Regions from separate parts of the Homo sapiens genome. Here region 1 is linked to region 2. Evidence: read pairs that join two places in POLR2A ChIA-PET (ENCODE). Cell type or tissue: OCI-LY7. All regions are shown on one strand. Links, peaks and the distances in the headings refer to the core of each region. The heading gives the core; the rest is flanking DNA.

Region 1 (12,720 bases), core at 8,731-11,230, 140 kb before region 2:
AGCTACTTGGGATGCTGAGGCAGAAGAATGGCATGAACCCGGGAAGCAGAGCTTGCCATGAGCCGAGATCGAGCCACTGCACTCTAGCCTGGGCGAAAGAGCGAGACTCTGTCTCAAAAAAAAAAAAAAAAAAAAGTTCAATATAAATAGTCAGTAGGTGAAGGAGTTCTAATGGTTTACGTTTAGAGAAATTTTACATTTAACAACTGAACAGTTGAATAGGGCATTATAAAAAATTTTCAGTTGCATCTCTATTGTCCAGTAAAATTAAGCTTAATGTTATTTTGACACATTTGACATGGATGACGAGACCAACTTGTCCAATATTAAGGTACAGACTTTGTTAATTCCTGTTTTTTTTTTTATTGTTGTGATTGCTACATTAATTACTTTAGGTTTATATATAGTACAAATTGGGGAGTAAATATGTGGGTCTGGATAGGAGGAATAGATAACTGCAGGAAAAGAGGGCTGTTAGAATAGAGTCTGGAAAAGAATATGAGGCCTAAATGGGTGATGTATCATAACTTTTTTCTTTAATAAAACTATTTTAATTTATAAGTCAAAACTATGACGTACCTTGAATTTGAATGTTCAGTACATTATTATTTAAAATACAAATGGCAGTTGAATTAGAGTAAACGCCTGGTAGGTTTCAAGGACTTTTTAAAATTCTTTGCTTTCTTTTTCCTGACAGAGGACAGAGCTGCCCAGTCCTTACTCAACAAGCTGATCAGAAGCAACCTTGTTGATAACACAAACCAAGTGGAAGTCCTGCAGCGGGATCCAAACTCCCCTCTGTACTCGGTGAAGTCTTTTGAAGAGCTTCGGCTGTGAGTATTTATTCACCTTCTGACTCTTCCCCTTTGCACTGAAATAGAGATCCTAGGTCTGTTATAGATATCTTTTGACCACAACAGAGCAGTTTTAGCTAACCAAGTTTTTTTTTTTTTTTCGAGACAGAGTCTCACTCTGTTGCCCAGGCTGGAGTGCAGTAGCGCGATCTCGGCTCACTGCAACCTCCGCCTCCTGGGTTCGAGTGATTCTCCTGCCTCAGCCTCCCAAGTAGCTGAGATTACAGGTGCACACCACCACGCCTGGCTACTTTTTGTATTTGTAGTAGAGATGGGGTTTCACTATGTTGGCCAGGCTGATCTTGATCTCCTGAACTCATGATCCACTTGCCTCGGCCTCCCAAAGCGCTGAGATTACAGGCATGAGCCACCGCACCCAGCTGCTAACCAAGTTTTATAAAAGAATTTAGCTGGGTGCCGTAGTGCACACCTGTAATCCCAGCACTTTTGGAGGCCAAGGTGAGAGGATCACTTGAGGCCAGGAGTTGCAGACCAGCCTGGGCAACATAGCGAGACCAGACTCCATCTAAAAAATATACATAAATACTGTAGATGCTTTGGGATATTTAGTAAAATTTCCAGATGATGGATAAAAGCTTTAGCTGTACTAACATGTATTCAGTTCACCACAGCTCAATTATTGTTGATTACAAACTATGTGTAGGCCAGGCATAGTGGCTCATGCCTGTAATCCCAGCACTTTGAGAGGCTAAGGCCGGCAGACCACTTGAGGTCAGGAGTTCAAGACCAGCGTGGCCAACATGGTGAAACCCTGTCTCTACTGAAAATACAAAAATTAGTCCAGGCACGGTGGCTCACGCCTGTAATCCCAGGACTTTGGGAGGCTGAGGCAGGTAGATCACGAGGTCCAGAGATTGAGATCATCCTGGCTAACATGGTGAAACCCCATCTCTACTAAAAATACAAAAAAAATTAGCAGGGCATGTTGGCGGGTGCCTGTAGTACCAGGTACTCAGGAGGTTGAGGTAGGAGAATGGCGTGAACCTGGGAGACGGAGGTTGCAGTGAGCCGAGATCGCGCCACTGCACTCCAGCCTGGGTGACAGAGCGAGACTCTGTCTCAAAAAAAAAAAAAAAAAAAAAAAATTAGCGGGGCATGGTGCCATGTACCTGTAATCCCAGCTATTCGCGAGGCTGAGGCACGAGAATTGCTTGAACCCGGAAGGTGGATGTTGCAGTGAGCCGAGACTGCACCTTTGCACTGCAGCCTGGGCAATAGATCGAGACTCTGCTCAAAAACAAACAAACAAAAAACTATGTGTAAACAGTAAAAGAGAAAAATCCTCCAGATATTTTGCTGCTTTCCTCAACCAAAGAGACTGTGACTTTCATCTTTAACTGTTTTTCTAGGAAACCACAGCTTCTCCAAGGAGTCTATGCCATGGGTTTCAATCGTCCATCCAAGATACAAGAGAACGCATTGCCACTGATGCTTGCTGAGCCGTATGTGTCCTATTACAACTCCATTTCATTTTAGATTTTCTATTTTTGAAAACTATTATTATTTTCACAGGCCAGCAAGGTGGCTTATGCCTATAATCCCAGCAACCTGAGAGGCAAGGCAGGAGGATCGTTTCAGGCCAGGAGTTCAAGACCAGCCTGGGCGATGTAGCAAGACCCTGTCTCAACAAAAAAAAAAACGTTATAAACTTGGCCAGGCATGGTGGCATGCAGCTGTAGTCCCAGCTACTCAGGAGGCTGAGGCAGGAGGATCACTTGAGCCCAGGAGTTTGAGGTTGCAGTGAACCATGATCATACCATTGTACTCCATTCTGGGCAACAAAGAAAGACCCTGTCTCGAAAGAGAAAAAGAGGAGGCTGAGGCACAAGATTTGCTTGAACCCGGGAGGCAGAGGTTGCAGTGAGCCGAGATCATGTCACTGCACTCCAGCCTGGGTGACAGAGCGAGACTTTGTCTCAAAAAAAAAAAAAAAAAAGTCAAGGGGGCCAGGTGCAGTGGCTCATGCCTGTAATCCCAACACTTTGGGAGGCCAAGGCAGGAGGATCTCTTGAGGTCAAGTGTTCGAGACCAGCCTGGCCAACATGATGAAACCCGACTCTACTAAAAAAATACAAAAGTTAGCCAGGTGTCATGGTGTGCTCCTGTAGTCCCAGCTACTCGGGAAGCTGAGGCACGAGAATCGCTTGAACCCCGGAGGTGGAGGCTACAGGGAGCTGAGATCACACCAGTGCACTCCAGCCTGGGCAACAGAGTGAGACTCCATCTCAAAAATGCAAAAAAAAAAAAGAAAAGAAAAAAAATCATCTGTAATCTCCCTCTCCCCACATTATTAACATTTTGGAGTGGAGACTTCTAGACTTTTCTCTATGTAAACATATAACTTTTAAAAAAGTTGACATATATGACCGGGGTGGTGGCTCATGCCTATAATCCCAGCACTTTGGGAGGCCGAGGCAGGTGGATCACCTGACGTCAGGAGTTTGAGACCAGGCTGACCAACATGGCTAAACCCTGTCTCTACTAAAAATACAAAAAAAAAATTAGCTGGTGTGGTGGCAGGCGCCTGTAAACCCAGCTACTTGGGAGGCTGAGGCAGGAGAATCGGTTGAACCTGGGAGGCAGGGGTTACAGTGAGCTGAGATCATGCCATTGCACTCCAGCCTGGGCAACAAAAGCAAAACTCCATCTCAAAAAAAAAAAAAAAAGTTGACATATGGCCGGGAGCAGTGGCTCATGCCTGTAATCCCAGCACTTTGGGAGGCCTAGCCAGGTGGATCACAAGCTCCGGAGATCGAGACCATCCTGGCTAACACGGTGAAACCCCATCTCTACTAAAAATACAAAAAATTAGCTGGGCGTGGTGGTGGGCGCCTGTGGTCCCAGCTACATGGGAGGCTGAGGCAGGAGAATGGCATGAACCTGGGAGGCGGAGCTTGCAGTGAGCCGAGATCACGCCACTGCACTCCAGCCTGGGCAACAGAGCGAGACTCCATCTCAAACAAACAAACAAAAAAAGGTGACATATAAATAATGTTTTACATGCTGTGTTTTTTAATTATATGATCATCTTCCTATGTTGGTAAATATAAGTTTATATCGTATATGCACCATGATTTCATTGTATTGATATATAAAAGCTATTGTGTCAAATATAATAGAAGCCAAACAGCTCTAGGAGACCTGAATAATACAGTTACTAAGGTGGTTTCCTGGTGCAGGGCATCTCCCACTTTCATAGGCATACAAATCTCATAGACATTTATTAAAATGCAGGGTCTGAATTTAGTAGGTCTAAGTGGGGACTGAGTGTCAACATTTCTAATAAGCTTGCAGGTGATGCTGATGCTGCTGGTTTCAGATCACATTCTGAGTACAAGATTCTAGAGCATGATGGAATTTTAATACAGATTGATCCTATATTTTATATGATTATATACAATTCTGCATATAATGCTAAATTCTGAATCTCTTTTTTTTTTTTGTCTAAAAATAGATATTTTAGGGCAAGTGTGGTGGCTCATGCCTGTAATCCCAATACTTTGAGAGGCCGAGGCAGGCAGATCGCTTGAGCCCAGGAGTTCGAGACCAGCCTGGGCAACATGGTGAGACCCTGTCTCTACTATAAATATAAAAAAGTAGCCAAGTATGGTGGCATGTGCCTGTAGTCCTAGCTACTAGGGAGGCTGAAGTAGGAGGATAACCTGAGCCCAGAAGATTGAGGCTACAGTGAGCAAAGATTGTGCCACTGCCCTCCAGCCTGAGCAAGAGTGAGACCCTGTCTCAAAAAATCATAAATAAAAATAAAAATAGATATTTTAGGTCTGTACTTTCTCAAAGTTTTTTGTTCTGTGTCATAACAGTGACATTTTCTCCAGATGGATAGTGTCTTTTTTTAAGCTTGGCACTTTGAGCATGCTTAGGGTAAATAAATGGAGTATTTATTACATGGTTTCATACTGATTGATCATTTATATTTGTGGATCTAATATTTTTGTAGATGCTAACTTTTTTTTTTTCTGGGAGATAAGGTCTCACTCTGTCACCTAGGCAGGAGTACAGCAGTGTAGTCATAGCTCACTGCACCCTGAGCACCTGGACATAAGCAATCCTCCTGCCTCAGCCTCCCAGGTAGCTAGGACTACAGGCACGTGCTGCCATGCCTGGCTAAGTTTCTTTATTTAATAGAGATGGGGTCTTGCTATGTTGCCCAGACTGGTCTTAATCTCGTGGCCTCAAGCAATCCTCCCACCTTGGCCTCCCCCAGTTTTTTTTTTTTTTTTTTGAGACAGGGTCTCACTCTGTTATCCAGGCTAGGTGCACTGGCACCATCTTGGCTCACTGCAACCTCTGCCTCCTGGGCGTAAGCAATCCTCCCACCTCGGCCTCCCACCCAAGTAGCGGGGGCCACAGGTGCAAGCCACCATGCCTGGCTAATTTTTATACAATTTTTTTTTTTTTGAGACAGAGTCTCGCTCTGTAGCCCAGGCTGGAGTGCAGTGGCGTGATCTTGGCTCACTGTAACCACCACCTCCCAGGTCCTGGATCAAGTAATTCTCCTGCCTCAGCCTCCGGAGTAGCTGGGATTACAGGCACGCTCCACCATGCCCAGCTAATTTTTTTTTTGTATTTTTAGTAGAGATGGGGTTTCACCATGTTGGCCAGGCTGGTCTTGAACTCCTGACCTCGTGATCCAGCCGCCTTGGCCTCCCAAAGTGCTGAGATTACAGGCGTGAGCCATCGTGCCCGGCCTAATTTTTATATTTTTATCAGAGACAGAGTTGTGCTATGTTGCCCAGGCTGGTCTCAAACCCCCCAAAGTGTTGGGATTACAGGTATGAGGCACCACACTAGGCTTTTTTTTTTTTTTTTTTTGAGACGGAGTTTCGCTCTTGTTGCCCAGGCTGGAGTGCAATGGCGCGATCTCGGTTCACCGCAATCTCTGCCTTCCAGGTTCAAGCGATTCTCCTGCCTCCACCTCCCAAGTAGCTGGGATTACAGGCATGTGCCACCATGCCTGGCTAATTTTGTATTTTTAGTAGAGATGGGGTTTCTCCATGTTAATCAGGCTGGTCTCGAACTCCCAACCTCAGGTGATCCGCCTGCCTCAGCCTCCCAAAGTGCTGGGATCACAGGCGTGAGCCACTGCGCCCGGCCTTCAGGCTTTTTTTTGTTTTGTTTTGGGGTTTTCTTTTGGTGGAGATGGGGTCTTACTTTGTTGCCCAGACTTGTCTTGAACTCCTACGCTCAAGCACGCTTCCCACCTTGCCTTCCCAAAGTGCTAGGGTTACAGGCATGAGCCATTGGGCCTAGCCAAGAAGCTCATTTTTAGATTGACAGTATTAGAAGAGACCAGCATTATTACTAGAATTATCTACTACCTTTCATCATTAACAAATATTTATTGAGTGCCTGTTATATAACAGATACTATGCTAGGCACTTGGATACATTAGTCAACAACGCAGACCAAAATTCCTGCCCACAAGGAGCTTATGTTCTAGTTTGAAATATAGCTAATTCATTTTTATTAAAATATAACAGGTGATAAATTACAAACATTAATGCCACTGAATAGTACACTTAAAAGTGGGTAAAAGGGCAAATTTTATGACATATATTTTTTACTTCAAATAAAAATAAATTTTGGCCAGGCGTGGTGGCTCACGCCTGTAATCCCAGCCCTTTGGGAGGCCGAGGCAGGCAGATCATTTGAGGTCAGGAGTTCGAGACCAGGCTGGCCAACATGGTGAAACCCCATCTCTACTAAAAATACAAAAAATTAGCTGGGCATGGTGGCACGTGCCTGTAATCCCAGCTACTCGGGAGGCTGAGGCAAAAGAATCGCTTGAACCTGGGAGACGGAGGTTGCAGTGAGCTGAGATCGCGCCATTGGACTCCAGCCTGGGCGACAGAGTGAGATTCCGTCTCAAAAAAAAAAAAAATTAATAATAAATTTTGGCCAGGCATAGTGGCTCATGCCTGTTATCCCAGCAATTTGGGAGGCCAAGGCAGGCAGATGGCTTGAGCCCAGGAGTTTGAGACCAGCCTGGGCAGCACAGTAAGACCTCATCTGTATTAAAGGGCAAAATTAAAAAAGAAATTAAATATACAACACTTTATTCTAACTACAAGGGGCAACAGATGTTTTGACAGGGAATCTAGATGTTTAAACAGAAATAGAATCAAGAGTTACCGGTGTGGCGGCTGGGCGCAGTGGCTTACAACTGTAATCCCAGGACTCTGGAATGCTGAAGTGGGCGGATCACTTGAGGTCAGGAGTTCAAGACCAGCCTGGCCAACATGGCGAAACCCATCTCTACAAAAAAAACACAAAAATAGCCATGCATGGTGGTGCATACCAGTCCCAGCTACTCAGGAGGCTGAGGCTCCGGAATTGCTTGGAATCCGCATAGTGGCGGTTGCAGTGAACTGAGATTGTGCCACTGCACTCCAGTCTGGGCGACAAAGTGAGACCTTGTCTCAAAAAAAAAAAAAAAAAAAAAAAGGCCGGGCGTGGTGGCTCACGACTGTAATCCCAACACTTTGGGAGGCCCAAGGCAAGTGGATCACCTGAGGTCAGCAGTTCACCAGCCTGGCCAACATGGTGAAACCCCATCTCTACTAAAAATACAAAAATTAGCCAGACGTGGTGGCAGGCATCTGTAATCCCAGCTACTCTGGAGGCTGGGGCAGAAGAATTGCTTGAACCTGGGAGGCAGAGGCTGCAGTGAGCTCAGATCGCGCCTTTGCACTCCAGCTCGGTGACAACAGTGAAACTCCGTTGCAAAAAAAAAAAAAAAAAAAAAAAGTCCCCATAAGGAACAGCTTACTTTTGCCAGATTTTAAAATTCCACCTGTGGCCGGGGGCCCTCCCCATGGTTTCACTTTTAGTTCATGTTTCTTCTGTTTGTTTGTTTGTTTTTTCCCCTGCCGGAAGACCTCATTTTCCTCGTCCATATCTTTGGCCTGCTGCGGCTGCTCCGTTTTTTGTTTTTTGTTTTTTTGAGACAGGGTCTTGCTCTGTCACCAGGGCTGGAGTACAGTGGTGCAGTCTCAGCTCACTGCAGCCTGCAACCTCCACCCTCCACCTCCTGGGCTCAAGAGATCCTCACATGTCAGCCTCCCAGGTAGCTGGGACTTCAGGTATGTACCACCATGTCCAGCTAATGTTTGTATCTTTTGTAGAGAAAGGGTTTCGGTATTTTGCCCAGGCTGGTCTCAAACTCCTAGGCTCAAGAAATCACCCACCTCAACCTCCCGAAGTGCTGAGATTGCAGGCATGAGCCACTGCACCTGACCTTGCCTGCTTTTTTTCTTTTTTCTTTTTTTTTTTTTGACACTGAGTCTCGCTCTATCACCCAGGCTGGAGTACAGTGGCGCGATCTCGGCTCACTGCAACCTCTGCCTCGTGGGTTCAAGCGATTCTCCTGCCTCAGCCTCCCAAGGAGCTGGGACTACAGGCGCCCACCACCATGCCTGGCTAATTTTTGTATTTTTAGTAGAGTCAGGGTTTTACCATGTTGGCCAGGCTGGTCTCAAATTCCTGACCTCGAATGATCCACCCACCTCGGCCTCCCAAAGTTCTGGGATTGCAGGCATGAGCCACCGCGCCTGGCCTTGCCTGCTTCTTGAGCTGCTTCTTGCCACCTTCAAGGCAAGACTTGGTTCTTGCCACTCTTACCCCCTACCCTGCTACCAAAACCTACATCTTGTTTTTTTTAGGCATTTCAAGGTAGATTACACTTTTAAATCAAGTGGTTAAGGTAGGATCTCCTGAAGTAGATATCTGGGCAAAGACTTGAAGGAGAGAAGGGAGTTAGCATGTTATCTGGGGACAGTTGTCCCAAGCAGAGCACAGCCAAGGCAGAAGCCCTAAGACAAGAGCATGACTGGCATGTTCTCTGAGCAGTACTAGGGCCCTGTGGTGGAACGAAGTAAGGGAGAGAGAGTAGTAGGAAATGAGAGCTGAGGTGTAATGGGGAGCAGATCATGCAGGACCTGTATGCCATTATGAGGGTTTCAACTTGTACTCTGAATGAAACGAGGAATTATTGGAAGGTCTTTGGGCAGAGAAGTAATGTGAGCTGACTCACATTTTAAGAATCAGTAGGCCAACTGCAGTGACTCACACCTATAATCCCAGCACTTTGGGAGGCTGAGGCAAGAGGATCACTTGAGCCCAGGAGGTTGAGGCTGCAGTGAGCCAAGATTGTGCCACTGCACTCCAGCCTGGTCAACAGAGTGAGACCTAATCTCAAAAAAAAAAAAAAAAAAAAAAAAAAGAAGAAGATGTGGAGTGCTTCAAATCCCACCAGAAAATCTTATTTCTATAGTGCCCTGTTCTTGTGAAGCTAGCATATGTAACTCTGCTACATAATCCAAGGTCTCCTATAAATGAATTTTTAATACTCATTTTTTTAAACTTTGTTAACTAAAAGGTTGAGATTTAAGCTCCTAACTAGTTTGTTTCTTGCGCAGCCCACAGAACTTAATTGCCCAATCTCAGTCTGGTACTGGTAAAACAGCTGCCTTCGTGCTGGCCATGCTTAGCCAAGTAGAACCTGCAAACAAATACCCCCAGGTAAGGATTTATGAATTTAGGTTTTCTACTAATGCATAGATAGAAGGGGATTTCCATTTGATGGATTAAAAGACAAGCTATGGGCTGGGTGCAGTGGCTCATGCCTGTAATCCCAGCACTTTGGGAGGCCGAGGTGGGCGGATCACCTGAGGTCAGGAGTTCTAGACCAGCCTGGCCAACATGGTGAAACCCTGTCTCTACTAAAAATAAAAAATTAGCTGGGCCTGGTGGCATGTGCCTGTAATCCCAGCTACTTGGGAAACTGAGGCAAGAGAATCATTTGAACCCGGGAGGCGGAGGTTGCAGTGAGCTGAGATCGCACCATTGCACTCCAGCCTGGGCAAAAAGAACGAAACTCTGTCTCAAAAAAATAAAATAAAAGCCAAGCTATGCATTACTTTTTACACAAACTGAAACTCCTTAAATTGAGCACAAATAATACGGGATATCTTCCAATGGCAATAAAAATCCTGTTTCCTTTTTCCATGGTGTGCCAGTTCTGGGATGCTTCTTACAGGCTTGGCTCCTTTACTTGCAGGAAAACCTGTTTCATCAGCAACTGCCATCCATTAGAAAGTTCTGAGAGCTTTCTGAGTAAACGAAAAGAAAGCTAATGCCAATTGGAACTTTAGATCCTTGCTCATGGGTGGGTTTTTGTATTGCAGTGGCCAGTATCTGTTTTCAAGTGTCTTTACCCAGCCAGAGTTCTGACCCCTAAGAATTCTAGCTTATGACTCTGTAGCTTAAAGAATCAAATGGTGTACATTTTAATGTACATATTCTTTCCTTCAGCTTCAGCTGGAGGAGTGGCTAAGTACTAATGGTAATTCCCCTTTGCAAAAGAGCTATTGTCTTGAATTTGCACTCTGCATTCTTTTCCTGCCAGTGTCTATGTCTCTCCCCAACGTATGAGCTCGCCCTCCAAACAGGAAAAGTGATTGAACAAATGGGCAAATTTTACCCTGAACTGAAGCTAGCTTATGCTGTTCGAGGCAATAAATGTGAGTATGTGAATTTGGTCCTAAATCATCAACCTAATTCTTTTTATTTTGAAATATTTCAAAACCCACCCAATAGTTGAAATAATACAATAAACACATGTATGTTCTCCAGCTAGATTCAAAAACTTAACATTTTGCCATATTTGCTTTACATAAATGTATACATTTTTGTCAAACCATTTGAAAGTAAACTGCAGACATGCACCTCATGAGGACATTCTTTGCCATACCTATGGATACCCTTTTATCACAACCAGGAAAATTAACAGATTTCCTAGAATAACTAATACCAGTCCATTTTTATTCCTCCCCAGCTGTTCCCAAAGTCTTCCTTTATAGCTGTTTGGTTTTTCGACCAAGATCAAGTTAGCGTTTATACGTTGCGTTTGGTTGTTGTACTTGTTTCTTTCAATCTAGAATTGTACCCCTACCTTTTTCTCTCCCTATTATATTTAACATTTTGCACAGACCAGACTAGTTGCTTTTCAAATATTCTACATTCTGGCCGGGCGCGGTGGCTCACGCCTGTAATCCCAGCCCTTTGGGAGGCCGAGGCGGGCAGCAGATCACGAGATCAGGAGATTGAGACCATCCTAGCTATCATGGTGAAACCCCGTATCTAATAAAAATACAAAAAAATTAGCCAGGCGTGGTGGCGGGCACCTGTAGTCCCAGCTACTTGCGAGGCTGAGGCAGGAGAATGGTGTGAACCTGGGAGGCAGAGCTAGCAGTGAGCTGAAATAGCGCCACTGCACTCGAGCCTGGGCGACAGAGCGAGACTCCGTCTCAAAACAAGCAAACAAACAAAAAACAAACAAACAAAAATTCTACATTCTAGATTTGTTTATTTTTATTTATTTATTTTAGAAACAGAGTCTTGCTCTGTCACTCAGGCTGGAGTACAGTGGCATGATCTTGGCTCACTGCAACCTCTGCCCTCCGGGTTCAAGTGATTCTCCTGCCTCAGACTCCCAAGTAGCTGGGATTACAGGTGCCTGCCACCATGGCTGGCTAATTTTGTATTTTTAGTACAGATGGGGTTTCACCACGTTGGCCAGGCTGGTCTCAAACTCTTGACCTCAGGTTATCCATCTGCCTCGGCCTCCCAAAGTGCTGAGATTATAGGTGTGAGCCACTGTGCCCAGACTTCTTTCTTTTTTTTTTGAGAGAGAGTCTCGCCCTGTCGCCCAGGCTGGAGAGCAGTGGCACAGTCTTGGCTCACTGCAAGCTCTGCCTCTGGGGTTCACACCATTCTCCTGCCTCAGCCTCCTGAGTAGCTGGGACTACAGGCGCCCACCACTACGCCCAGCTAATTTTTTGTATTTTTAGTAGAGACGGGGTTTCACTGTGTTAGCCAGGATGGTCTCTATCTGCTGACCTCGTGATCCTCCCGCCTTGGCCTCCCAAAGTGCTGGGATTACAGGCGTGAGCCACTGCGCCTGGCCGCCTTCTTTTTTTTATTTTGAGACAGTTTCGCTAGGTCACCTAGGCTGGAGTTCTGACTCCAGGCACGAGCCACCGTGCCTGGCCACACCCAGCTAATTTTCTAAAAATTTTTTTTGTAGGCCAAACATGGTGGCTCATGCCTGTAATCCCAGCACTTTAGCAGGCCGAGGTGGGTGGATCACGAGGTCAGGAGATAGAGACCATCCTGGCCAACATGGTGAAACCCCATCTCTACTAAACATAGAAAAATTAGCCAGGTGTGGTGGCATGTGCCTGTCGTCCCAGCTACTCAGGAGGCTGAGGCAGGAGAATCACTTGAACCCGGGAGGTGGAGGTTGCAGTGAGCCAAGATCGTGCCACTGCACTCCAGCCTGGGCGATAGAGCAAGACTCTGTCTCAAAACAAAACAAACAAAAAAAAACAAACAAATTTTTTTTTTTTTTGTAAAGACAGTGTCTTGCTATGTTGCCCAAGCTGGTCTAGAACTCCAAGTCTCAAGCAATCCTCCTGCCTCGTCCCCTCAAAGTGATGGGATTACAGGTGTGAGCCACTAGGCCAGGACTGAATTTGTTTAATTGCCTAATTTATTTATCTTCATTAGCAGAATAAAAACCCAGAATGTTTATGGCTATTGACTCTGGGGCTTATTCTGTTAATTATTTTTTGTTACTAATTTTTTCTACACTAGTTTGTTTTACAGTTAATATTATTTAAGTAATTTTAAAAGTGTTGTTGGCCGGACATGATGGCTCATACCTGTAATCTCAGCACTTTGGGAGCCTAAGGTGGGTGGATCATTGTAAGGTTAGGAGTTCGAGACCAGCCTGACCAACATGATGAAACCCAGTCTCTACTAA
Region 2 (10,456 bases), core at 1,708-4,207:
GAAATCTTCTGTTCACACGAACCTATCTCCGGAGGTTCATAGCAGGACTATTCACATCTGCCAAAAACTGGAGATGGCCCAGATGCTCTTCAGTGGGTAAATGGAGAAACAGATGCGGCCCATCCATGCGAGGGATCACTGCTCCTCCGAAAAAAGGCTTGGGCCACAGATATGTACAATGACTTGGATACATCTCAGAGGCATCATGTTGGATGAAAGAAGCTAATCTCAAAAGATTATATTCCATTTTATTTGACTTTTTTTTGTTTTGTTTTGTTTTGAGGGTCTTGCTGTGTCAGCCAGGCTGGAGTGCAGTGGAGTGATCATGGCTCACTGCAGCCTTAACCTCCTGGGCTCAAGCAGTCCTCCCACCTTGGTCTTCCAAAGTGCTGGGATTATAGACGTGAGCCACTACACCTGTCCTGGCCTTTATTTTATTTTAGTTAATTAATTAGAGATAGGGTCTTATTCTGTGACCCAGGCTGGAGTGCAGTGATACAGTCATAGCCCACTACAGCCATAATCTCCCAGGCTCAAGCAGTCCTCCCACCTTAGCTTCCTGAGTAGCTGGAACTACAGGCACACGCCACCACGCCTGCCTAATTTTTGTATTTTTAGTAGTGAAGAGGTTTTGCCATGTTGGCCAGGCTGGTCTCGAACTCCTGACCTCAGGTGATCTGTCCACCTCGGCCTCCCAAAGTGCTGGAATTACAGATGTAAGCTACTATACCTGGCCTGTTCGACATTTTTTCTTTTATTTATTTATTTTTTTTGAGACGGAGTCTCCCTTTGTCGCCCAGGTTGGAGTGCAGTGGCGCGATCTTGGCCCACTGCAGCCTCCGCCTCCTGGGTTCAAGCGATTCTCCTGCTTCAGCCTCCCGAGTAGCTGGGATTACAGGCATGCCCCGCCACACCCGGCTAATTTTTGTATTTTTAGTAGAGACGGGGTTTCACCATGTTGGCCAGGCTGGTCTCCAACTCCTGACCTCAGGTGATCCCCCCACCTCAGCCTCCCAAAGTGCTAGGATTGCAGGCATGAGCCTCTGCACCCGGCCGACATTTTCTAAGTTGATGAAACTATAGCTTTAGAGAGCAAATCAGTGGTTGTCAGGGCGTAGGCGGGGAGGAGAGGTTGCATGAGGAAGTTTTTTTGAGTGTAGATGGTGATACCAACACGAATCTATACACATGTTAAAATCATAGAATTGTATATAAAATTAATTACTTTTAGTTATGATGGTTTAAAAAATAGTCACATCTACCCATATTGCTGTCTCAGGAAGCCCCTCCGCTTGGCCAGAATGGAGCAGCCGAAGGGAGTTGATTGGACAGTCATCATCCTGACCTGCCAGTACAAGGACAGTGTCCAGGTCTTTCAGAGAGGTAGGGGACTCCCCTTCCCACCTTGCCCCTAATGGAGAACCTCCCTCCCCTTCCTGGCTATGTCCCTCCAACACCAGGTGCCAGGCCAACCTGGGTTCAAACCCAGATTGCACTTCTCCCTAGCCATGTGACAGCATACGTGGCATGTCATTCCTTGTGCCTTAGTTTTCTCATCTGTAAGATGGGAGTAATATGACTTCTCTCACTAAGTTGGGTGAAGATCTAGTGGCCTCCTACATGGAAAGCTAAGTCAAGGAAGATCAAACACTGATGATCAGTAGGCTTGCTTACGTGCTTTGGGCCAGGGCAGAGAGCTGGGGGGCAGGTCCCAGTGTCTCTTCTGACCCTAGAACTGGAAGTGCGGCAGAAGCGGGAGCAGATCCCTGCTGGGACGCTGTTACTGGCCGTGGAGGACCCAGAGAAGCGTGTGGGCAGCGGAGGAGCCACCCTCAACGCCCTGCTGGTGGCTGCTGAACACCTGAGTGCCCGGGCAGGCTTCACTGTGAGTGCTCACCAGGGCCACCTCCCTGGTCTGTGTCCCTGCTGGAACCAGGTCATTTCTGAGATCCCCAGCTCCTCTGGCTCCATCGCCTTGGCCAACTCAGCATTGGTCTCAGTTTTTGTTTCTGTAAATTGGGCGGACTCATCTCTGCCTTGCCGTTCAAGTGAGGGCAGAAGGCAGGGCCAGCTTTTGCAGTGTTTTTAGAGAGTTGTAGCCAATATCTCAAAGTGAGGCTTTCTGGCTTCTCTTGAAACATTCAAAGGTCTTGCTAGCCTGGGCTGTCATCCCCATATGGCAACGAACTGTTCGCTGGACCTGAGCTGCGGCTGCCTGCTTTGGGCAGGCCATGTGAGTCAGCATCCCTGCTGGTCCCGTGTCTCCCATGCAACCAGCCACTTCACCCGGTCACCTTGTCTGCATAGCATCTTTGTGTGCAGAGTGAGGGCGAGCACAGACTTGGACATGCTCTGCAGAGGGAGATGGCACCAGCAGGGGAGGGGACCACTGTAGCTGCCATGGCGCTGACTCCCCTAAGTCACCCAGCCAGCCCCCAACTCTTGTTGCCTGTAACCTCCCCTTCAAAACAGACAGCAGAGGCCGGGCGCGGTGGCTCATGCCTTTAATCCCAGCACTTTGGGAGGCCGAGGTGGGTGGATCACCTGAGGTCAGGAGTTGGAGACCAGCCTGACCAACGTGATGAAACCCCGTCTCTACTAAAAATACAAAAATTAGCTGGGCCTGGTTGCACACACCTGTAATCCCAGCTACTCGGGAGGCTGAGGCAGGAGAGTCGCTTGAACCCAGGAGGTGGAGGTTGCAGTGAGCTGAGATCATGCCATTGCAGTGAGCTGAGATCATGCCATTGCAGTGAGCTGAGATCATGCCATTGCACTCCATTCTGGGCAACAGAGCGAGACTGCATCTCAAAAAAAAAAAAAAAAAAAAATTTAAGAGGTAGCCAGGCGTGGCAGTGCACACCTGTAGTCCCAGCTAGTTAAGAGGCTGAGGTGGGAGGCTCGCTTGAGCCCAAGAGACCAAGGCTGCAGTGAGCTGGGATCATACCACTGCACTCCAGACTGGGTGACAGAGTGAGACCCTGTCTCAAAACAACAACAACAACAGCAACAAACCAGCCAGCAAGAAGGTGGCCCAGGTGGAGGGCCCTGGGATCCCTTATCCAGGAGGGACCAGGGCTGCCCCTTGTCTGCCTGTGGCCATTGGTTTGACCTTGCCTTTTGTCCCTTGGGTACCTGAGTGGATTTGTGTTGGAGTCTCTCTCTGGATTCGAGGGTGCCATCCTCCAGGGCGTCTGCCTGAGGCCTCTGTTCACAGGGCTTTCCCACTCCTGCAGGTGGTCACATCCGATGTCCTGCACTCGGCCTGGATCCTCATTCTGCACATGGTAAATGAACTTTGGGGCAGGGGCCAAGCAGAAGGCCAGAATCCCAGTTCGTGGAGTTGAGCAGGACTTCAGGGGTGTTCTGCCACTGTGTGTGTGCAAGATGAAATCTGAAAGATTCTAAATGTCCAAAAATTGGGAAATGGCTAAATATATACCACATATTTTCCCAGCAGAATATTAGATTGAAAGGTCCATCTAGGGCCGGGCGCAGTGGCTCATGCCTGTAAATCTCAGCACTTTGGGAGGCCAAGGCGGGAGGATTGCTTGAGCCCAGGAGATCGAGACCAGCCTGGGCAACATGGTGAAACCTCATCTCTATAAGAAATACAAAAATTAGCCGCCATGGTGGTGCACACCTGTAGTCCCAGCTACTCAGGAGGCTGAGGTGGGAGGATCACTTGAGCCTGGGAGGTTGAGGCTGCAGTGAGTTATGATTACACCACTGCACTCCAGCCTGTGTGACCCTTTCTCAAAAAATAAAATTATAGGCTGGGCGCAGTGGCTCACATCTGTAAAGTGGCTCACACAGCGCTTTGGGAGGTTGAGGCGGGCAGATCACAAGGTCAGGAGTTTGAGATCAGCCTGGCCAGCATGGTGAAACTCTGTCTTTACTAAAAATACAAAAAATTAGCCAGGCATGGTGGTGCATGCCTGTAGTCCCAGCTACTTGGGAGGCTGAGGCATGAGAATTGCTTGAACCCAGGAGGCGGAGGTTGCAGTGAGCCAAGATCGCACTACTGCACTACAGCCTGGGCAACAGAGCAAGACTTAGTCTAAAAAATTGCAGTGCAATGCAATGCAATGCAATGCATAATATAAAAATATATTGTAGGAGAAAATATCAAGAGAACATTTTTTATCAGCCCTCCACTGGATGGCTTTCTGCCTGCACAGCTGATGAGGTGGCCTTGGGCTCTGTGCACTGAGGCTTCCTCACCAGTCCCCCGACTTCCAGGGTCGAGACTTCCCCTTTGATGACTGTGGCAGGGCTTTCACCTGCCTCCCCGTGGAGAACCCCGAGGCCCCCGTGGAAGCCTTGGTCTGCAACCTGGACTGCCTGCTGGACATCATGACCTATCGGGTGAGGCTGGGTGGTGGCCCGTGGTGCCTCGTCCCAGATAGAGCCACTTCCCTCCCACTGTTCCCCCAGGTATGATCTATGCTGGCTCAGCTGGGAGAAGGAATGGTTTTGAGGGTGCCTAATGTTAGTTAAGAGCTTCAAGAAGTTAGTTGTGTCTGGGGGCAGTGGCTCATGCCTATAATTTCAGCACTTTGAGAAGCCAAAGTGGGAGGATCGCTTGAGGCCAAGAGTTCATGACCAGCCTGGGCAACACAGCAAGACCCCATCTCTACAAAAAAATTTTTAAAAAATTACCTGGGCATGATGGCATGCACTTGTAGTCCCAGCTACTCAAGAGGCTGAGGCAGGAAGATCGCTTGAGCCCAGGAGTTTGAGGCTGCAGTGAGCTACGATCGCACTACTGCACTCCAGCCTGGGTGACAGTGAGACCCTGTCGCAATAACAACAAATAAGTTAGTCTTGGTCACATGGGGAAAGTTGTAAACCCAGGTCAGAGAGTGGGTGGGGGCAGACCAGGTCTTGGAGGCCCTTGTTACTTCAACAGCACAGTATCCTTGGGCAAGGAGGGGGCAGGTGAAGGCCTGGGCCAGGCACCAGCTGTGTTCTGTCTCCTTCCCCCCACAGCTGGGCCCGGGCTCCCCGCCAGGCGTGTGGGTCTGCAGCACCGACATGCTGCTGTCTGTTCCTGCAAATCCTGGTGAGCCTGAGACTACCTGGGACTGCCTTCCTTCGTCACAGCCACAGCAAGAAGCCAGCTCTGCCCTTCTTGCCCACCCTGCCTCTGGGCCTGCCCCGCTGCCCTATTAGACGGGAAGCTGGAGGGTGTGGAGAATGAAGCCTGGTGGAGGCAGGGCTTCTCCTGCTGTGCCTCAGTCTGTCTGTCTATAGGATGGACAGAAGCAGCCCTGCCCCTTCTGTCCCACAGGGCTCTGCGGAAGAACTTTGGGAGAGGAGGGTTGTCATTCTCCCAGGCGAATGTCCATTTGGCTTGGAAACCGTATTTCCCTTTTAGAGGTGCCCAGGTGCCGCAGCCCTGGGCTCTTGCTTCCACCTGGTGGGGAAATCCGTGCCTTGGGTGGAGGCCCCTGGGAGCCTCCTGACTGCCCCACCCCACAGGTATCAGCTGGGACAGCTTCCGGGGAGCCAGAGTGATCGCCCTCCCAGGGAGCCCGGCCTACGCTCAGAATCATGGCGTCTACCTAACTGACCCCCAGGTAGTGCCCCTGGGGACAGTGGAGCCGGCTGGGGCAGCCTTCCTCCTGTCAGTGGGCAGCCTCCTCCCTGTCAGTGGGCAGCCTCTCATCCTGGATTTCCTCGCATGTTCCTGAATCCAAGGAGTTTCCTCCGTGGCAGTGGCACCAGTGCTCCCTTACTCTCGCCAAAAATACATTTCACACCGACCGCCTGTCCAGTCTCTGTGCCCAGGCTCAGGGCTGCAAAGACCTTTAAAGCCTGCCCTCTGCCATCATGGAGTAGAAATCTCAGGCCCCCCCTGAGAATGCCAGCAACTGCCAGCCTTGCGTCCTCAGCTTTCCTTTGGAGAATGCCCTTGCTGCCACCTGTGGCTGTGGCCTCCTTCCAGATCCCTTCCTGCTCCCTCCGCTGATTCTGTTTCTCCCTGCACATAGGGCCTTGTTTTGGACATTTACTACCAGGGCACTGAGGCAGAGATTCAGCGGTGTGTCAGGCCTGATGGGCGGGTGCCACTGGTATGGCTGCTGGGCCCAGGTTGCGGGGCTTTGGGGACCTTATGGGACAGGGAGGGAGGGTCTGACTTCCTTCGATTCCTTCTAGAAGCCTCCAGGACAAGCTAGAGCTAGAATCTGAGGACAGGGTAGCCTTGGAATTCAGGGTCTTGTCCTGAGCCAGAAAGCCTAGAACCAGGCGGGCACGGTGGCTAACGCCTGTAATCCCAGCACTTTAGGAGGCTGAGGCGGGTGGATCAGTTGAGGTCAGGAGTTCGAGACCAGTCTGGGCAACGTGGTGAAACCCTGTCTCTACTAAATACAACAATTAGCTGAGCATGGTGGTGTGTGCCTGTAATCCCAACTACTTGAGAGGTAGAGGCTCGAGAATCGCTTGAACCCAGGAGGCGGAGGTTGCGGTGAGCAGAGATCGTGCCACTGCACTTCAGCCAGGGTGACAGAGCGAGACTCTGAATCAATCCCCTGCCCGCTGTAAAACAAAACAAAGCAAACCTCAAAAACTCAAACGAAAAAAGAAAGCCTAGAACCAGAATGTGAGCAAGTTAGGGAGTGCGGTTGGGAGGAGGCCTAGAGCCAGACTCCGGGAATGCTTCCATCATGAGGGGCAAGGATTGGAGAGGCATGGAGATCTGGGAGTGGACCATGGCGAGGGTGGAGAACTGGGTTCAGGAGAAGGCCTGACAGTTGAGGGTGTCCCAGAAGGTGTCTTGGTGGGAGCTACCCCAAGTAAGCCTGGAGTCTGGCTGCTGGAGTGGTCAGAAGGTGACACTCCCTGCCTGGTATGGCACTCAGCTTCATGTGGCCCATCTGCATGTGCCCTCCCTGACTTGTACCAGGGCCTGGTCCAGGGCCCTCCATCTCTGATCCTTTTGGGGTCCCTTCCAGGTCTCTGGGGTTGTCTTCTTCTCTGTGGAGACTGCCGAGCGCCTCCTAGCCACCCACGTGAGCCCGCCCCTGGATGCCTGCACCTACCTAGGCTTGGACTCCGGAGCCCGGCCTGTCCAGGTGACTGGGGGAGGGCAGCTAGGTGGGGCCTGGCTTGGGGGCGAGGCACTGTGTGACCTCAGGCCAGCCACTTCCCCTCTCTGGGGCAGAGTCTCCGCAGACGGGACTGCCCTGGTTCAGCCTCAGAACTTGGGGGCTGAACCCCTGCCATGCCAATAGCTGTGCTTCTTCCCCTTCCCCTAGCTGTCTCTGTTTTTTGACATTCTCCACTGCATGGCTGAGAACGTGACCAGGGAGGACTTCCTGGTGGGGAGGCCCCCAGAGTTGGGGCAAGGCGATGCAGATGTAGCGGGTTATCTGCAGAGCGCCCGGGCCCAGCTGTGGAGGGAGCTTCGCGATCAGCCCCTTACCATGGGTGGGTACTGCCTCTCAGCTCCCTGGGGTGGGGAGACCATGGGAGTGAGGACCCCAAGAATGGAGCTGCTCACTGCATGCTGGGCCAGGCAGCCCAGCACAGGGACTGGGCAGTTCTCCTGTCCTGTGCCAGAGCCCCCCACTGAGCTACCTCCTTCCCCTTCTTGTCTTCCTTTTGTCTCATTCCTGGGCTCTCCCAGCCTGTCCACTTTTGTTTCTGTTTTTTTTTGTTTGTTTGTTTTGTTTTTTGAGACGGACTCTCTCTTTGTCGCCCCGGCTAGAGTGAGGTGGTGCGATCTCAGCTCACTGCAACCTCCGCCTCCTGGGTTCAAGCAATTCTCCTGCCTCAGCCTCCTGCGTACCTGGGATAATAGCCATGCATCATCACACTTGGCTAATTTTTCTATTTTTAGTTGGTCAGGCTGGTCTTGAACTCCTGGCCTCAGGTGACCCGCCTGCCTTGGCCTCCCGAAGTGCTGGGCTTACAGGCATGAGCCACCATGCCCGGCCCTAACCTGTCTGCTTTCTTTTTTTTTTTTTGAGACAGAGTATGGCTCTGTTGCCCAGGCTGGAGTGCAGTGGCGTAATTTCGGCTCACTGCAACCTCTGCGTCTCAGGTTCAAGCGATTCTCCTGCCTCAGCTGCCTGAGTAGCTGGGATTACAGGTGCGTGGCACCATGCCTGGCTAATTTTTGTATTTTTAGTAAAGATGGGATTTCACCATGTTGGTCAGGCTGGTCTCGAACTCCTGACCTCGTGATCTGCCTGCCTCGGCCTCCCAAAGTGCTGGGATTACAGGCGTGAGCCACTGTGCCCGGCCAACCTGTCTACTTTCTAGCTGTGTTGTGTGGCTTTGGGCAGGTTCCTGACTCAGCTTCCCCTAACAGGCTCATGGCCACACCTGCCCCCATGTGTCTCTGCTGCTGGGAGGCAGCCTGGCCCCTGAGTCGCAGCAGGCATGGGGTTGGGTTCAGTACTTATGTCTTTACAGCCTATGTCTCCAGCGGCAGCTACAGCTACATGACCTCCTCAGCCAGTGAGTTCCTGCTCAGCCTCACACTCCCCGGGGCTCCTGGGGCCCAGATTGTGCACTCCCAGGTGGAGGTGAGACCTCCCTGCCCCTCCGGTGCCTGCTGGTTGTCTGGGGTCAGGTGGGATGTGGATTCCCGGGAAGAAAATAGCCGGCACTTGGAACAGATGACCCGAGTGCAGGTGTTACCCTGGTTTACACATGAAGTGCTGGAGGCTCAGAGAGGCTAAGTAACTTGCCTAAGGCCACAGAGCCAGTAAGTGGCCAACTCAGGATTCTGCATTGAGCTTGCCTGATTGAGAAGCTAAAGGAGACCTTTATTTGGGGTCTGCCTGGGGTGACAGTGGTGGGCCTGGGTCAGTGCCGTGCTGCTGAGGAAGGGGACAGGTAGGGTTCAGAGGTGGCCCCCAGGGTGGCAAGGTTGGGCGTAGTTGGACAGGTGGGATGGAAATAGGTCTCAGGCTGGGGCCAAGGCAGGTCCAGAGAGGAGTCTAGGGTGCTGCAGGGCAGGGGAGCAGTAGGCCTGGACGCTTTGCCCCTGGATGCTTGGCTTGGGAGGAGAGCTGGGGCAGCCCTGGGCCTCGACCCCCCTCATGCTCCTCCTACCTGGCTGCACAGGAGCAGCAGCTTCTGGCGGCCGGGAGCTCTGTGGTCAGCTGCCTGCTGGAGGGCCCTGTCCAGCTGGGTCCTGGGAGCGTCCTGCAGCACTGCCACCTGCAGGTGAGGCCTGAGCGTGTGGGCAGATTGGGGCGAGGGTGCTGGCATCCCGCATGTGTTGGGGGGTGTTGGGTGCCTGCCCACCCAGGATGCCTGCCCTGTCCCCCACCAGGGCCCCATTCACATAGGCGCTGGCTGCTTGGTGACTGGCCTGGATACAGCCCACTCCAAGGCCCTGCATGGCCGGGAGCTGCGTGACCTTGTCCTGCAGGGACACCACACGCGGCTACACGGCTCCCCGGGCCACGCCTTCACCCTCGTTGGCCGTCTGGACAGCTGGGAGGTAGGCAGTCACCCTGCATTCCCTCACCCCCATCTTCAGGCTTTGGGGAGCCCAAGGAGTCCTGGCCCCCACCCCACTGCGGGGTTCTCTGAGCACTGGCCCGTGGGACAGGCTGTGAGGAGGGTCGGATGTAGGGAGGAGAGAATGAGGGAGGAGATAGGGTGAAGATAGGCTGTGAGACCAGCAGAGTCTCCACAGGCCTTTACCTCCCTCCTTGCATCTGCTCTGCCAGGTGGGCTGGGTGGGGATTTTGTTTTTTTTCTGGAGATAGAGTCTTGCTCTATCACCAAGGCTGGAGTGCAGTGGCCCAATCTCAGCTCACTGCAATCTCTGCCTCCCAGGTTCAAGCGATTCTCCTGCCTCAGCCTCACGAATAGCTGGGACTACCAGCGTGCACCACCACGCCCAGCTTAGTAGAGATGGGGTTTCGCCATGCTAGTCTGGTTGGGTGGGGTTGTTGTTTTTTTTTTTTTTTTTGAGACTCACTCTGTCTCCCAGGCCGGAGTGCAGTGGCGCAATCTTGGCTCACTGCAAGCTCTGCCTCCCGGGTTCACGCCATTTTCCTGCCTCAGCCTCCTGAGTAGCTGGGAGTACAGGCGCCCACCACCACGCCTGGCAAATTTTTTTGTATTTTTTAGTAGAGATGAGGTTTCACCGCGTTAGCCAGGATGGTCTCAATCTCCCGACCTCAACTGATCTGCCTGCCTCGGCCTCCCAAAGTGCTGGGATTATAGGTGTGAGCCACCGCGCACGGCTGGGTGGGGGTTTTTATCCTTATTTGACAGGCTAGAGACTGGGATTCAGAGAGGGAGGTAACCCGCCTTGGGCTGCAGCCTGTTGTGGTGGGCTGGGCCTGGAACCCAGGGTTCTGCTCCAGATTTCAGGCACCTTGGCGGGAGTGTTGGGGCTGCAGGGCTGAAAACAATTTCAGAAATTGCTCCATGGCTGGGTGTAGTGGCTCATGCCTGTAATCTCAACACTCTGGGAGGCCGA

The links. ChIA-PET counts read pairs that join two places held together with the same protein. Peaks named below come from ENCODE experiments on the same cell type or tissue, not always from the same donor. Only the 100,000 strongest peaks of a DNase experiment are listed, where the experiment ranks them.
Region 1: POLR2A ChIA-PET joins it to region 2 with 16 read pairs; 4 of 35 experiments call an interaction of 5 or more read pairs at or near these places.

What each region holds. Positions count from the first base shown.
Region 1 is chr16:70,315,272-70,327,991 of GRCh38, forward strand. It overlaps DDX19B (DEAD-box helicase 19B), which reads left to right. Exons shown (of 12, transcript NM_007242.7): 4 at 698-833; 5 at 2,225-2,317; 6 at 9,314-9,416; 7 at 10,303-10,417. DDX19A-DT (DDX19A divergent transcript) reads right to left here. Exons shown (of 5, transcript NR_039997.1): 4 at 1,985-2,102; 5 at 369-871. Among named protein-coding and RNA genes, the nearest start is that of DDX19B, 22 kb to the left of the region's middle. In OCI-LY7, for the core only: no CTCF peak of the experiment used is centred there; no DNase peak of the experiment used is centred there.
Region 2 is chr16:70,461,890-70,472,345 of GRCh38, forward strand. It overlaps FCSK (fucose kinase), which reads left to right. Exons shown (of 24, transcript NM_145059.3): 2 at 1,280-1,383; 3 at 1,734-1,885; 4 at 3,237-3,287; 5 at 4,243-4,368; 6 at 4,993-5,065; 7 at 5,485-5,582; 8 at 5,997-6,077; 9 at 6,960-7,079; 10 at 7,263-7,434; 11 at 8,425-8,537; 12 at 9,082-9,183; 13 at 9,293-9,463. The coding sequence starts at 1,302. Among named protein-coding and RNA genes, the nearest start is that of FCSK, 13 kb to the left of the region's middle. RefSeq lists enhancers at 4,527-5,028, 5,029-5,528, 8,941-9,876. In OCI-LY7, for the core only: no CTCF peak of the experiment used is centred there; a DNase peak (open chromatin) is centred at 2,872; H3K4me3 peaks cover 373 bases; H3K27ac peaks cover 493 bases.